Linked DNA regions of Mus musculus: regions 1, 2 and 3 are each linked to region 4. A link is a loop called in an ENCODE intact Hi-C map of the cell type or tissue named here. Cell type or tissue: heart. All regions are shown on one strand.

What was found. Peaks named below come from ENCODE experiments on the same cell type or tissue, not always from the same donor. Only the 100,000 strongest peaks of a DNase experiment are listed, where the experiment ranks them.
Region 1: a loop joins it to region 4, with 1.9 times the contacts of the local background. A loop is called at or near these places in 2 of 42 quality-filtered maps.
Region 2: it touches region 4 in a loop (12-fold over the local background); 7 of 42 quality-filtered maps call a loop at or near these places.
Region 3: a loop joins it to region 4, with 16 times the contacts of the local background. A loop is called at or near these places in 5 of 42 quality-filtered maps.

What each region holds. Positions count from the first base shown.
Region 1 is chr10:120,430,558-120,433,057 of GRCm38, reverse strand. The region is part of intron 3 of Hmga2 (high mobility group AT-hook 2); the gene reads left to right. Among named protein-coding and RNA genes, the nearest start is that of Mir763, 16 kb to the left of the region's middle. In heart, a CTCF peak has its summit at 1,421 (motif pointing left); no DNase peak of the experiment used is centred here; H3K4me3 peaks cover 369 bases; H3K27ac peaks cover 1,189 bases.
Region 2 is chr10:120,305,181-120,307,680 of GRCm38, reverse strand. No RefSeq gene overlaps it. Among named protein-coding and RNA genes, the nearest start is that of 1700006J14Rik, 58 kb to the left of the region's middle. In heart, a CTCF peak has its summit at 1,487; no DNase peak of the experiment used is centred here.
Region 3 is chr10:120,256,174-120,258,673 of GRCm38, reverse strand. No RefSeq gene overlaps it. Among named protein-coding and RNA genes, the nearest start is that of Llph, 30 kb to the right of the region's middle. In heart, a CTCF peak has its summit at 1,153 (motif pointing left); no DNase peak of the experiment used is centred here.
Region 4 is chr10:120,665,701-120,668,200 of GRCm38, reverse strand. No RefSeq gene overlaps it. Among named protein-coding and RNA genes, the nearest start is that of Gm35062, 21 kb to the left of the region's middle. In heart, a CTCF peak has its summit at 989 (motif pointing right); no DNase peak of the experiment used is centred here; H3K27ac peaks cover 455 bases.

The sequences.
Region 1 (2,500 bases), 240 kb after region 4:
TCTAGCTGAAGCTTTGTCTGCCCTCCAGAGATATTTCTTTTTTGCTGGGAGGTTTTCCTCAGAGGACATTGGAGAGGGCAGAGAGGGAGGGAGTGGCTTTCTTCAAGACCAGCAGATAGAATGGCTGAGCAGGGCTTGCAAAGCAAGGTCGAATGACACAGGTCTCTGGGAAGACTAAAACTCAGGGCTGTAACTTTTGATGTGAGCCGGTTCCTGCAACGTTCGCTCAGCACTCCAGCGTGCTTTTTGGGCACAGCGCCATGTTGCCCTCTCCCCTTTGACGTGTAGGGCCCCGGGCTCCACTTTGTATTTTGGCAGTCTGCATACAGAGGCTGGGGTTTGAGTCCAGTGCTTTGAAAGACAAGGAAGAGGAGAACGGTTTTGGCGTGGGGACTGGCCAAAAGTTTGTGTGTAATGTTTTCAGATGGTCTTATCTCCCACGTCAGTAAAGCAAGTGAATGATGCATCTGGATTTTTAGATCTCCTCCCTGATATCTTTTCTTTAAAGAGGAAAAAAGATTACATTCTTTGCACCTGAGAAAAGTAACAGATCAGATCATGTGTGCCACATCGGAGGAACTGGAAAGCCTCCCGCGTCCTTTGGGGACAATGGCTGTTTTTGTTCAAGGCAGTGATGCGCAACTGTGCCACTCATACTCTGTCATGGGGCTTGTTGATTGGAAGAATAACCTACTTACAAGGCGCCCCCTATGGCAAGGCACTGCCCCACCCCGGTTTAGCAGTGAGGGATTTGCGTAGCAGGTACCCTTTTGTGTTACATTGTTACAAGTCCATGTGGTGTTACACTGTAAACAAGTCCGTGTGGTGTTACACTGTAAACAAGTCCGGTTTTAATGCCGTAAATCACTTCACCTGGAAGCAGCCTTCCCATGCCCTGCCCATGCACACCTCCATTTGAACTCCAGCCATTGAAAGCCAGGTTTAGTCTTCCAGAAATGGATCTTTTTTTGCAACAGTGTTGCCTCCAGTCCTGTACGCACTGCTTTACCATTCATCCCCCAAGGTTTCCTTGTGCTGTCAGCAAAGGATGCAGGAAGATCTGCAAAGGTAGGTGCTGGGGAAGTCAAGAGCAGCCATTAGGTGATCCTGAATACAAATGAGAGAACACTGTAGTAAATGGGCAGGCAGCCTTGTGAGATGGCAGAATTAAAAGAGAAAGCCACTTTCAGAAAAACACTTCTTTCCCTTCCAATTATCTTCCTTATTTCCAAGGGACATTAATAGGTAACTACCTAAATATATGTGATGATGTAATAATTCCAGTGCATTAATTGTATGTGTGTGTAGGTATCTACTTTTTAGATCTGTAAATGCAATTGCTTTGTGAGTCTGCTAGGCCTGCTGGTTCTACTTTGGTGGGGCACCTAGCTTGCAGTCTCCTGTGGTGCTTCACTGCTCTCTGCTGGAGAAGCCCATGCCAGCCCAGGCATTGAGGGTGGATGGCTGTGAAGGAACACAGGTGTGATGACTTGCCTGCGAGTCTCCCAGCCTCTGCGTTTAAATTCAGTGCAAGATTTTTTTTCCCCATGCCAATCAGGAACTGTAAGGCTCCAGTCATGTTGTTCAGGCTGGAAGATACAACTGCAAAACCATCCAGACTTCAGCCTCTTCCTGCAAACGTTGCCCTCCACAAAAGTATCCTGGGTAATAGTGCACAGAGTCTGTGGGGTTTCTCAAGTTATTTCCTTTCATTCCCGACACAGGAGAATAATTTATTCTGTTCTATACATCTACATCAATAACCTATATCAATAATCCCAACTCCAAGGGAAAGTCAAGCTCTTTTGAATAAATGATATTATGCTTGATATATATATATATATATATATATATATATATATATATATATATATATATGATCCAGAGAAAATGGACCAAGAGTATTAACTAAATAAGCATAAAGCATGTTAGGACATGTTTCCTCCAGACTTTTCCAAGGAGGAATAAATATTAACTTAAACCCTCATTTGCATGGATAAAAATTGCCATAATTTAGAAGCTACACTTCTCAAGTTTGAAACAAAAGCCCAAATACAAAAACCACTAAATGTCTTAGAGGACTATCATTTCAGATATAAGTTCAGTGTGCATATAGATTTGTTTATGCACATGGTGCGTGTCCACACATACACACATGTCCACATCTAGGTATTTCGATGGGAACTCGGAGTGAAGCTGTAAACTTTAACACATCTCCAGAATGTTTTATGCTCTGGAATCTCTTCACATGAAAACAATTTGATGAGTAGAAATCATAAAAGCCAGCCTCCCAACGCAATTAGTGCGACTCCATTCCTCAGCATTCCAAGTGAATTATTGCTGCGCTGTCAAAGACAACAAAAACATTTGGGAAGGACTGTTTATTTTACAGCGGTTGACCAAAAGTATGCAAGTGGTTACAAAAAAAAGTAGCCAGCTAAAGTTGGGAGGTGCCACTCACACATCCTGAAATCCATTCACAGAGCTTTGACAGTCACTC
Region 2 (2,500 bases), 360 kb after region 4:
AACTGCTCTTCCAGAGGTCCTGAGTTCAATATCCAGTAACCACGTGGTGACTCACAACTATCTGTAATGAGATGAGATACCCTCTTCTGGTGTGTCTGATGACAGCAACAGTGTACTCACATAAATAAATAAATAATTTGGACCCTCATCCTAGCTGCCTGGAAGCCCATCTTCTCCTGTTTGACTTCAGAACAAGATGTTGAACTCTCAGCTCCTCCTGCACCATGCCTGCCTGGATGCTGCCATGCCATGCCTTGATGATAATGAACGGAACCTCTGAACCTGTAAGCCAGCCCCAATTAAATGCTCTCCTTATAAGAGTTGCCTTGGACATGGTGTCTGTTCACAGCAGTAAAACCCTAAAACACTGCTGGAACCATTCACCACTGGAAATATTTACTGGTAGAGACTGTGGGAGAGCTGACTCGAAGAACTATCCCCCTTGTTGACAGAAAAGAGGAAACTCAATATGCACACTGGGAGATTTCAAATTCTGAGGAGCCCTGGGCAGCACAAACATCACGCTGGGTATTTTCTTACAACGTACTCATTGAAAGAATCAGAAATATATTACACTCAGAGAAATAGAGTCCTGGGTTGTCATGTGCACCCGACTTTCACTTCGGTAAGGGTGCTATGAGCTGCTTATATCGTAAACCACCATTGTGAACACCAACCGATGAGGGATCCCATGGTGGGATATTGCCAGTTAACACGTTGGCAGAAATGCCAGCAGACAGACAATTCTATGAGCTCACAAAACCATTAGCTTTCTCCTCTGGGCACATGAGAATGATACCCAGCAGTCCTCCTGCTTTCAGATGGCATCTTGTGACAACAGATGGCCAGCAGACACACATACATGCAGATACTTCCACCCTGGTCCTTAAAATGGCAGCTTCTCAATGTTGTTTGTTTGTTTGTTTTCTCTCTTGTTGCTGCACAGCTATCAATATGGCACTCCAGCATAGACTTGTAGGGAGGCCCTAGGCCATTGCAGAGCCGCTGGGAGAGAGAGGCAGGTCTGCTGAAGCCATCCTAATGAAGAGATTCGAGAGACCGAGGAAATGGCTGTGTAGATAAGATGCCAGTCACCGAGGCTGACAATCTGAGTTCGATGCCCAGTTCCTACATGGTAGAGAGAAAGAGCAGGCTCCTACAGGTTGTCCTCTGACGTGTGCACTGTTGCAAGTCCAGTGGTAGGGTCCCTCCCCACCCCCACCCCCCACCCCTGTGCATGTTCAACGCACTGGTTCACTTGCTATCTAAAGATCAATTTGCCAGAATGTTTTCAGGATCAAAAGTGCCTATCTATTCATTTTAAAAATGAGTTAACAATTCCCCCTGAAGTCATGTTAATACATAATAGAAGTTAGACTTGCCTAAAGTCTCACTTCGTCATACCCTGTGGTATCTTTATAAAAATTTAGATCTCTGCCTAACTTTGGAGGAGGAAACCAAGAAAATGATCCTACAGCGCCCCCCTTTGAGCACTGTGATGCCAAGACGGAGACATAGACACGACTTACTTTTGTGAATGCTCCTGGAAACTGGTCCTTGGACACCTAAGTGAAGAAATGTCTGTCACGCCAGGCTGCCTTTACCAAACAAGACTATACCCTATGAAGTGTTTCCATTGATTTAAGTGGAAAATAAAATTACAACAGTATCAAGCATGCTACAGTTTCAGGCTCTATACTGCTGGCTGAGAACTTAGCCCCTGTCCCAGAATTCTGCCCCAACTGGTACCAGAAAGAGAGAATTCCTACTATCTCTATGTAGCAGCCCATTCTGCTTAGCCCAGATCCCCACTGAAGGGTGGTGATGGGTACAAAAGGCTTCCAAAGGGAGAACTGGCAAGCAGGAAGCCTGTACCCTATTCCTTGAAAAGAAGAAAATACTGAAATTATTTATCAATACCATAGAATGGCCCATAAATCGACATAAAGACACTGTTGTGACCACTCATGTAAGAAAGTCAGTATGTATCAAGTACTTCAGTCAGAAACATTGTTTTTCATCAAACATCCAATAACATTGGCATTATGTAATATTTTGGCAGTTCACATTTACAATTCAGTACCACCGTGATTTTTTTGGTCTCAAGATATTTCCGAGGTGGTTAGAGTTCATTTGTGGATACCCGCAATGCAAAACCAAGATTGGTGGACTAGAGAGATGGCTCAGCAGTTAAGAGCCCTTGCTGTTCTTTCTAAAGACCTAAGTTTGGTTCTCAGCATCCAACTGGGCAGCTCACCTGTAATTCCACTTCCAAGGACTCTAACAGCCTCTTCTGGCCTCTCTACCCACCAGATAGGCATATGGTACAGATACATGCAGGTAAATACTCATAGCCATAAAAAACTATTTCTAAAAGCTCTGATGAAGCTCTATCATCAATGTACCTCCAGACCCATAATTATACCTCTGACTGTAACAGTTCCGCCAAGACCTCTGTGTGATGGATGTCTGTGTGTAAAGTCCCCTGATGCACCGCCCT
Region 3 (2,500 bases), 410 kb after region 4:
CAGTTTCTTCTTTAGAGGTTGTATCTACCCAGGAGTGCTAGCAGTCATTTTCTAATTTAAAACCTTTAGCACTAGGGCTGGAAAGGAATCTGAGGTAAGACTACATTTTTACATGAATTCTACATAATTTCCAATCTTAATGAATGCTGTACTTTTCATGTATACTTCTGTGTAAAGATGTAAATTTTAAAACCAGAACAGCTGACCGACAGGCACCTCATCTTTGAGCTGAGATAGCTCCCTCAACTACATGCCTGTAGTTCTAACATGTAGGAAACAGAGGTAGGAAGATCACTGCAGATTTGAGAGCAGCCTGTTCTACATAGGAAGCAGCAGACAAGGCAAGAGTATGTATTCCCAAGGAAACAAAACAAAGGGCTGGAGAGATGGCTCAGCCGGTAAGAGCACTGACCACTGACTGCTCTTCCAAAGGTCCTGAGTTCAAATCCCAGCAACCACATGGTGGCTCATAACCATCTGTAATGGGATCTGACGCCCTCTTCTGGTTCATCTGAAGTCAGCTACAGTGTACCTATGTATAATAATAAATAAGTCTTTGGGCCAGAGCAAACAGAGATCCTAAAAATTCAATCCCCAACAACCACATGAAGGCTCACAACCATCTGTACAGCTACAGTGTACTCACATACATAAAAATACATACATAAAAATAAATAATAAATCTTAAAAAAGAAAACAAAACAAAATTTTCATCGTCTTTTAAAAATGCGCATACAGTCTATTCCACAGTGCCTGCACTCCACTTTGTACGAATGTGCTGTTCGCAGAGGAATGCACAGCTTAACGAAACTGCTCTCCTGGGTTTTACTTAACAACGACATAACTGACTTGTACATGAAGAAAATGTTAGCTTCAATGAGAAATTGAGAATTCTGCCTGCAAATAGTCCTGTAAAAGTTTACAGTCCATCCTAACCATCTAGGATATTTTCCATAACTTTAGGGTTTGATAGTAAAAAAATCTATCTACACACATCTGTGTGTTTCTAATCACAAGGCATTGAAGTCAAATAAACATGCTTGTCTAAATACGGTTGCGTTTCGGACAGTGTTCTGCTTCATATTTTGAGAAGAGCTTTGTGAAGATAAATTCTCACGGCCCTAGATGTTATACAGATGCTCACGGTGCCACCTATTGGCCATTTGTCAAATGACTCTTGACGACGAGGTCTGGTGTAGAAAGTTGTAATGCTCAGGATTCCTTTCTACCAGGACACATCCGAACTGCTGTTTCAGCTGACCGGCAGGCACCTCATCTTTGAGCTGAGATAGCTCCCTCAACACAACTGTGCATTAGCAACAACAGATGCACATTTTTCTGCAGTTGGGCACCTCCTGCAGGTTAGAATGACAGAATGAGGAAGTAGGTCGGGGCCTGGTTAACTACATCTTTGTGAACATCTCATCTAAAGACTAGTGCTCGAAGCACAGTAAATACGATGTGGAAAGAGATGTCAGGTGCTCGCATCAAAACGGTACCTCTTTACAAAAACCACAAAGAGAAGTCCAGAACTCAGAGGGGGCTCCATGGGGGGTCTGGGGCAGGATGACAGATAGGCTTGTTAGAAGTGACTGGAGAAATGTCCACAGAGCCTTTTGTGGCTGAGACACAGAAAACAATTAAGGAAGGGGCAAGCTTTATGAAAAGCAAACAATGTTTTAAAAGATGTTGTAAGCTGGGCAGTGGTGATGCACACCTTTAATCCCAGCACTTGGGAGGCAGAGGCAGGCAGATTTCTGACTTTGAGGCCAGCCTGGTCTACAGAGAGTGTTCCAGGACAGCCAGGGCTACACAGAGAAACCCTGTCTCGAGAAACAAACAAACAAATAAACAAACAAAAAAAGATGTTGTAAAAAGAATGCACTCTGAATGGGGGGATGATGAAGGAGGAAGGCTGTGAACCTGGTGTTTTTGAAAGTGGTCCTCGAGAAAGAACTTTCTAGAAAGACTTTGAGGATGCACACATCTCCCACAGCTGCAGTAACCCTGTGATGCAGGGGGAGAAAGACCCCCACATCCGGTACTCTGCAGTGTAAAAGGCTGCAGCGGACTGGTTTCAGAGCTACCCCAGCTGGCTTTTAAGCCAGGATGGAGTGACAATGATCTTTCACACAGGGGGGTCATTCACAGTTCAGAAAGTGTCCTAGAGGTCTCTGAGTGGAGGCCATCTGATTGTACTTCTGAAATCTCTTTTTTATTTAAAAAAAATCTATAGAGAAAAATCTATTTTCCCAGAATCACATTGAATTCCAAACCAGTGTGCATGTTGAAGCTAAAATCCAAACTTTTGAGAGAGAAGAGGGTCTCTCTTGAATCAAATATCAGCTCAGCCCCTTGTAAGTTCTGTGGTTTTCTGAAGTCTTTAAAATAAAAATGATTATGTAAAGACATTGGCAGACACTGCGGATCAGTGACGATCCATACACTTTTTACATCAAATCCAGGACAATTTGCATGTCCTTAAAATACTCATGCGGCC
Region 4 (2,500 bases):
CACCTAGTAGTGTTTCTGATGAACAAGGCTTCTAAGGCTGGGCGCGCTTTCCCTTACCTGAATGCTTCTGCTTTTCCCTTCGTGTAGAGAGGGAAAAGAAGTCCTGTTGTTACTTTTATGTCTTTGAAATGCAATTGTGTCTACATTTTTTGGTTTTTCGAGACAGGGCTTCTCTGTGTAGCCCTGGCTGTCCTGGAGCTCACTTTGTAGACCAGGCTGGCCTCGAACTCAGAAATCCGCCTGCCTCTGCCTCCCGAGTGCTGGGATTAAAGGCATGCGCCACCACGCCCGGCTGTGTCTACATCTTTTTTGTCAAGCTTGTTGGTCTGTGGTGCTGGAGCCAACTTCCTTCATTATGGTGATGTAAAAGTGACAGGCAGATCTGTGCCCCTCCCCTTTCCTTCATAGCTGCAATGTTAGCCCACTCCATAAATCGCAACAGCTGAGACCATCTTACTGGTAGAAATATTTCCATAATTTAGACCACTCAGAAATTTGTCAGAGAGCTATTAATAAGGACAAGATCTCTTCTTGAAATCCTGGCTTCGGATTTTAAAAGCAAGCCAACCAAATCTTTCAGACGTCGCTGGTAGGCCTTGTTACTCTCAATCCATTGTGTAGAGTGCTCTCTGGCAGCTTTGCAAAACAACTCTTGGAAGGGGCCTAGAGAAAACTGGAATTTCCTAGAAACTCACTTTTTAATTCAGTCCGGTGCCAACACCAGTGAGTGACAGCACTCGCCTTATTTGCATATTTAAGAGCGGGTTTTGCTCTATTCATTCATTTTCTTACTCTTGTTTTTAAACTGAATTTGTATTGTATATAAACTGAACATATTATTAGACTGAATATACATAATATATATTAAAATCTGTGTACACAGAGAAAGAGAGACAGACAGACAGACATTTTTAAAATTCAACCTTCAAAACCTGGGGAATATCCTGGGATTTAAAGCATCCTTGTGGTATGTGTGAGAATGTGTCAGTCAAACTCTAGGTGGCGCTCCACATCCGGCTTGGGAAGCAGGGCAGGGAGCGTGGCCATAATGAGACCTAAAGGACACAGACTTGGAAGGAAGCTTTCCGTGTGGGGGTGGAGGGTGGGGTAGAGCAGGGTGCGTACTTGGGTTTCATTTGGGGAAAACAAACAAAACACCGTATTGCAATGTAAGTTAGTTTTAGATTTCTATTTGGGGGGGGGGGGGGAGGTATAAAAATATCCAACTTGAGCACCTTCCTTCTCACCTCCTGGACCGGGTCAGTAACTCTTAAGTACTTCTTCATTGCGATCTATCCTGGTTGTAACTGTTGAAGTATTTGTTGTAACGTTTTCCTGCTGGGATTGTAATTCCCTGAAGTAGAGACCTCCTGGCTATATTCAGTTATGATGTTTGGTTTTCATTCACATGCCTCCTGTTTCATCCATCGGCTGCTCTCATTTGGTCACATTTTTGTCTGCTGTTCCTCTTCCCACGGGCAGGCTCTTCTCTCTGCCCCATGCCATTTCCTCTCAGCCTTCTTGCCCTCCCAGCCTAGATGCGCGACTCATCCCCACCCCGCCCTCTTGGATCATGAGATTTAAAAGTGAAGAAACATTGATGTGAGACAATAAAAGTCTAAAAATGGTCTGTAAATAGACTCAAGATTCAAAGTAAGATAACTCAAGGGCAGGACAAAGGCAATTCTATTACTGCAGAAGACCAAGGATGCCTCCTGTTCATTTCTTCCTGAGCAGGTGCTATGCCTCCGGGAGTTGGCATCTGAAAGCTGAAGGCCAGCAAAGCCCTTGCAGATGAATGGTCTGGAATAGGGACAATTGGCTGGTGCCATAAGTGGTGTCTTGGTTCGCTTCATTAAACTCCTGGACACTAGAAATTCCTACACTTGAGGACTTTCCCTAGGTTAGATCCTGACCCACTCTGTATTTGCAAGCCAGAGCTGTTGTGTCTGCCTCTTTTCTTCTCTCTTCTCTCTCACCACTCCTCCTTCCCTTCCCTTCCCTTCCCTTCCCTTCCCTTCCCTTCCCTTCCCTTCCCTTCCCTTCCCTTCCCTTCCCTTCCCTTCCCTTCCCTTCCCTTCCCTTCCCTTCCCTTCCCTTGCCTGCCTGTCTAAGACTTAAAAGGAAGGAAGGAAGGCTGAGGGGAGGAACGAAGAAGGAAATGCGGAAAGGGGAAAGCGAGGAGAAGGAAAGGGAAGCTAAGCTAAACTTTCTCAGAGGACTAACTGACTCTTTGTTTAAGCACAGTTCATGTTGACAGGAACTGAAAGCAAAAGTGATATTGGCAGGCTCTCTGCTTCCCCTGAAGTGGTAAGTGGAGAGCCTGGAGTTTTGGAAGATTGCATCCCCCAAATCCTTGCATTATTTCCAACCACAAAAACAAAACAGAGGGCTGGAGAGGAACTCACAGGCACTGATGCCAAACCTCATTTGTTCGGATGAAGATAATGGGGCTCTCTGGTGAGTAACTTCCTTGAAGCCACTGAACTTAGGCGTTGGA